Regions from separate parts of the Homo sapiens genome. Here region 2 is linked to region 1. Evidence: read pairs that join two places in POLR2A ChIA-PET (ENCODE). Cell type or tissue: K562. All regions are shown on one strand. Links, peaks and the distances in the headings refer to the core of each region. The heading gives the core; the rest is flanking DNA. Region 1 overlaps TFDP2 (transcription factor Dp-2). Region 2 has its middle 15 kb from the start of ZBTB38.

Region 1 (2,918 bases), core at 314-2,813:
AAAAATAATAAAATTACCCAGGTGTAGTGACACACACTTATGGTCCCAGCTATATGGGAGGCTGAGGCAAGAGGATCTCCTGAACCCAGGAAGTCGAAGCTGCAGTGAGCTGTGTTCATGCCACTGCACTCCCATCTGGGTGACAAAGCAACACCCTGTCTCAAAAAAAAAAAAATAGTTTTCACTTTATTTACTAACTAGTATTACCTACCTGCACATGCACATTACACCACTGTTATGTTTTATTTTGATGCATTTGTACTGAACCATGTTCGCCAAAAGTCACTAAGATTAAATACAAAGTTAATCACTATTACAAAACTTTTTAACTGAATGACCTCAACATCACTATAATTGGGATGGGTGACAAAGAGAAGATAAAAAAGTTCATAATATCTCCAAAGTATAATGGTTAAAGTGACCTCTGGAACCTTCCTCTTTCTATTTGGTTCTAAATGGAGATCAGGCATCCCATTGTGCAAAGATAAGGACAGAAAATCTGACACGCACATTCCTACATATCACATACACGGAAGGAAAAGCCTGAATGTTTCTGCAGCTGCCAGAACATAGAGAACTTTCAGGATTCACCCAAATGGATCACCTAACCAGAATCTTTCCAAAGGATCCTTGAAATGACCATAATATTAAGTGTATTTATAGCTCTATGGTCATATTTCTAAATGAATAAATCTTATATGTCAGTCTTTCCTACATACTTTCCCTAGAAGATCAAACCTGTTCTCTTGGCTTTGTTGAACATTTTCACTTAGGGGACACTTTCTAAAAACGATTAGCTAGCTCCCTCCTTTTCTTGTATCTAGAACCATGAATGCCCTAAATTCTTAAATTTGAAAGGAGAAAAACATTTTTTCTTCTCCATCTTACCACATTGCAAGATTTAAACAGTATCTCCTCATTGCTTAAGCAAACTCCTCAATTCAAGCTCTGGTATCTGGAATATTATAATTGGTTTCATTTAGTTCATCAAACCTAAAAGATCTTAGAAATCACTAAGGTCACTTGCAGGGCCCTTCTCCTTCAATAATTTTTTAAGTGTTCACCCAAAAACATTTGTCTCATCTGTAGGTTTGATACTGCTGGTTTTTCATTGGCTTCTTTATCTTTAGTTAAAATATGTCCTTTTGAAATCTTTTTTCTGTTAGCATATTCAGTCAAGGAAACTTTTTAATTGTTCAATTTCTCATTTTTCTTCCACCTGCTCAACTAAAATTTCCTAGTTTTGAAATGTATCTTCTGATTAATAATTGAGGAAGTTTACTGTATGTCCTCAAACAACTTGATCCTCCCAATCCTTCCCGGCAGTTCTTCCCAAATATGAGTGATCACAAGATTCACTACAAAGGGAAGAGAGGTGTCTCTTATTCAAAACACACACTCCTGAGCTCCACTGGACACCTAAAGATTCAAAAATTAGGTGGAGAATTTGTATTTTTAAGTGCCTCAGATGATTCTTATGGTCTGGTAAGACTCTTTGTTCAAATTAAGGAAATAACGAAATGCAAGTGGACTCTAGTACACTGAACTTATTTCTATTCTCATTTTAAAAGAGTCTGAGTGACCCTTATTTCTTCTGTTTCTTGTTCTTAAGTGTTATATTTTTTCACTGTTTAGCCCATTTTCAATCACCACTGTTAGCACCATCACAACAGTCAATACACCCACCAGATGGCACACAGACACTGTTTACAGGCCTAGTAAAAGAGAAAGCACAGAAAGCAGCACATTTTATCTCATACCAACAGCCACTGAATGGCTAGAGTTGATCAAGACAGCTGAGTGCAACCACAAGGATCAGAATTTATGAGTACTCAAATACCCAAGAGTACTTCACTGGAAATTACTCTCATGAAGAAGCTCACAGTCCGAGAGGGTAGCCAGACAGGGGTAACAGATAAATCCTTTTAAATTTACAGTTAAGTGAGATATTTTTCTAATATTTATAAGAGGTGACCATGACTGCAGACAGACTTTGAATTAAAAAGCTGGGTTCCTGGGCCGGGCACAGGTGGCTCACGCCTGAATCCCAGCACTTTGGGAGGCCAAGGCGGGTGGATTACGAAGTCAGGAGTTTGAGACTAGCCTGGCCAACGTGGTGAAACCCCATCTCTAGTAAAAATACAAAAATTAGCCGGGCGCAGTGGCATGCGCCCGTAGTCCCAGCTACTCAGGAGGCTGAGGCAGGAGAATTGCTTGAACCCGGGAGGCGGAGGTTGCAGTAAGCCAAGATCGTGTCACTGCACTCCAGCCTGGCAACGCAGTGAGACTCCCTCCGTCTCAAAAAAAAAAAAAAAAAAAAAGAAAAAGAAAAGAAAAAGAAAAAAAGTTGGGTTTTTAAAATAAGTTTTTTTATTTATTTGAGATAGAGTCTTGTTGTGTCACCTAGGCTGGAGTGCAGTGGCGTGATCTCAGCTCACCGTAACCTCCGCCTCCCGCGTTCAAGTGAATCTCCTGTCTCAGCCTCCTGAGTAGCTGGGATTATGGGCGTGTGCCACCACATCTGGCTTTTTTTTTTTCTTGTATTTTTAGTAGAGACAGGGTTTCGCCATGTTGTCCAGGCTGGTCTCGAACTCCTGACCTCAAGTGATCCACCTGCCCCGGCCTCCCAATGTGCTGGGATTACAGGCGTGAACCACCACGCCTGGCTGGGGGGTACTTAAAATAAACGTAAAACTTTAGGATACAAATTCAAAGGGACCAAGGACCACCCATGAATTAAGAGTTCCAAAGCAGTTCTTCTCCTTAGCAAATAAAAGAGGGGATCGTTGTTTTATAATACCATGCACTAAGTAGCTCACTCAAAACTGCAGTAAGTTATTGATATTATAATCTCAACAATATATTCTACTTGAGGGCTATTACTGAAGCTACATTTAAATCACATTGTGAAATGCAAG
Region 2 (2,918 bases), core at 267-2,766, 670 kb before region 1:
GCTGCTATTTCATGCAGAAACCCAAATGAAGTGAGAGAGGGAGACGTGTGGCTATCTGGGATGTATAATCCCAGCACCTGCCTCCTTCTGGGGTTACACAAATAAATATGTCTGTGTCCTCAAGGTATGTATAGACTATGAAAGAACCCATGATAATCTGAACTCTCAGAATCAGAATGTTGTAGAAGGGGTAAGATTCAGAGTATGTTTAGAGTGAAGATATACAGATGGAGGGAAGGTCAATGGGAGGGCTTCAAGTTTAAGAGAGAGATGAGTAAGCAGGCAAGAACAGATGAAGCATTTCATAAAGGGAAAGCCAGCTAGGGTTGGCTCAAGGAATAGCTAGGAAAATGGGGTGATGATGGTATACATGGGTGAAGGGAACTGGGGGAGAACTTAAAGCAAAATGAATTATAGGCATAATACATGACAAATGGGGTAAGCCAGAGAGTGGACGAGAGGGATGGATGATCTTTGCCACAAAGCAGCTCTCTAGGCAGAGTAGAGAGTGAAGCCTGTATTTTCCCCAGATGAAGGAGTGGCCCCGCTGAGCTGGGCCACTACATGCTGCAGCCATAAAAGCCATATCTCTGATCACAGCGAACTCACAGGCCAGTGAGCCCAGATATCAAGCATGCACAGACAAAGGAAACCTGAAGACACTCGACTGCAAAATTGAAGGTAACATAAGAACCCCCAAATAAGACTAAGCTGCCTTCAGTCTTAGTAGTACTAGTTTGCATGCCAAACAAATGAACAAACAAACCAACAAACCCTGACCTCCCCTTCCCCCATCCCCAAACCTTGAAAAGTAGCAGAGTATGTGCAGACCATGATGAAGGAGTTTCAGGGCATAATGCACAGCAAAACTTCCTCCAGACAGACAAGAGTCCCTTCGTCCCAAATCCCTCAGTTCACCAGGGGTGTTTAAGCCCAGAGGCTCTCTCTTTTCTCCTCCCCATCAATCTCTCTGTCTCTGTCACCTTCACCATTTCTCTTCTACCGCCTCCTCTTTCTTTCTCTCCAAACCAAGCCCTCAGACCTCAACCCAACCCTCTCTTCTTTCCATGAGTTCTGGCCCTTCCCCCTGAGGGTGATGCCCCTTTTTCATCTTTCCCCTTTTGCATCACTTACCCCCAAGCTTCCTCCAACCCACACCTCTTAGAAAGTAGAGAAAAGTAAAGAATTCTAAAATTTCTCATTGAATGTCTTCACTCTTGCTACTAACCAAAAAGCAAAAGACATTAGAACTCATGGAAGAAAATTGAGAATCAATTACCTACCAATACAATAGATATTTCAGTTTTCCAGAGGGAAAGGGCATTGGGAAGGGGGGAAGGGGAGAAGGGGGAAGAAGGAAAGAGAGAACAATGGCTCCACTATCATTTGTATGTATGTATGTTTCTCCCATGGATTATGGACCATGCCACACATTGCTGAAGCCTGTATCTTCCACAGCGCCTTAGCAGGTAGAAATACTTGAATGAATGAGTGAATGAATAAATGGACACATGAGCATAGCAAATGAGGCATTGAGTGCAGTGAGATTGCTCCTAGCTGTCTGATGACAGTCCTGGTTCACTGTTACTCACTGTAGATGGAGACAGCTTCTTGGAAGCTATCCTGGACTCCAGCAGTTATCTCCAGGAACACTCTAGTTGTTCCTCCGGCAAGTGTGGTCTTGCAGAACAACATGATCATCAGCTAACTGCTGCAGGAATTCATAAGCCACCTTATGAAGTCAACACTTGGGTATCTGGTCTTATCCCAAAATTTCTTCAACTCAGGCCCTCTTGGTTGGACTTGTTGATTTCGTAAGTCAATAATCCCTTCACACTCTTACAAATAGTGTGGATTAAGTGGTATCAAGGTATAATCTCTTTCAAAGTTCTGTGCACAATACACACAATGCTTGTATCTCAAAGTTAACTTTTAAAAAATACCATAAACGTTATTACAAGGAAATCATTACTAACCTACAAAACCCTTAACACTCAGTATATCCCACGTGAGCTGCCTGCTAATCCTCTTTAAACCCTGCTCTCAGCATGGAATTCCTGAGCTGAAAACCCAGCTGCCCAGTGTCTGAAAAACTCTATACAGCATTGAAAGCTGGTCCCACTTTCCAGGCCACACTCCATGCATTCCCCATTGCTTCCAACATGCTGCCTCGCAATCAGGTGGTGGCCATTCTCATCTCTGTCCCTTTGTCCAGCCAGCTTCTTCTTCCCTGGAGTTTCTCTCTCTTTCCCCTCCTCTCTCTCCCAGCTGACTGAAATGGAGAAATTGGATGGGCAAAAGTTTCCTCCTAGAAGCTCTCTTCCAGGGAGCCTTCCTGACTGGTCCAGTCCTTGTAGCTTTCTGGGCTCCCTACATCCTCCCTTGCTCATGGTCAGCACAGCCCCACCTCGGGATTCATCGGCATATCTCTCCAGGCAGGCAGTACCTTCCTCCTGGAAGTACCCATATCTTTTACTTCTCTCTGTCTCTCAGAATACTTAACACATTGCTTTTTGCATAATGGCTATTACTGCAAAACTCTGATTGAGTCAGAGGAACTAAATCCATTTGTTTAAGGACTTGCAGTTCATCCTGTTGTTCCTCAGGTGATGGGCACTGGGAGAATGATGGGCACTGGGAGAATGATAGGCGTAACCAAGATGGAGGGTCTAGGCCTAATTCCAGGCCTCTTTCTCACGATTCTTCTTGAAGATCCTGTTTTCATCTTATTTTTAGGATGGGTAGTGGAGCACATGGCAAGATCCTAAGAAGTCATGTTTCCACTAAATTAATATATGCACACATTGTTATAAACTAAGCTATACATGCTTAGTTTATATTCTCTTAGAATTTCTAAGAGGTAAAGATTACAATGAGAGGAAGGAGAGTTGAGGAAGCTCTCCTCAAAGTACAAGCAC

What was found. ChIA-PET counts read pairs that join two places held together with the same protein. Peaks named below come from ENCODE experiments on the same cell type or tissue, not always from the same donor. Only the 100,000 strongest peaks of a DNase experiment are listed, where the experiment ranks them.
Region 2: POLR2A ChIA-PET joins it to region 1 with 5 read pairs; 1 of 35 experiments calls an interaction of 5 or more read pairs at or near these places.

What each region holds. Positions count from the first base shown.
Region 1 is chr3:142,020,823-142,023,740 of GRCh38, forward strand. The region is part of intron 3 of TFDP2 (transcription factor Dp-2); the gene reads right to left. Among named protein-coding and RNA genes, the nearest start is that of TFDP2, 130 kb to the right of the region's middle. RefSeq lists an enhancer at 1,590-1,649 and a silencer at 1,605-1,899. In K562, for the core only: a CTCF peak has its summit at 1,694 (motif pointing right); a DNase peak (open chromatin) is centred at 1,769.
Region 2 is chr3:141,352,227-141,355,144 of GRCh38, forward strand. It overlaps a transcript of ZBTB38 not described here. Among named protein-coding and RNA genes, the nearest start is that of ZBTB38, 15 kb to the right of the region's middle. In K562, for the core only: no CTCF peak of the experiment used is centred there; DNase peaks (open chromatin) are centred at 305, 575 and 1,615.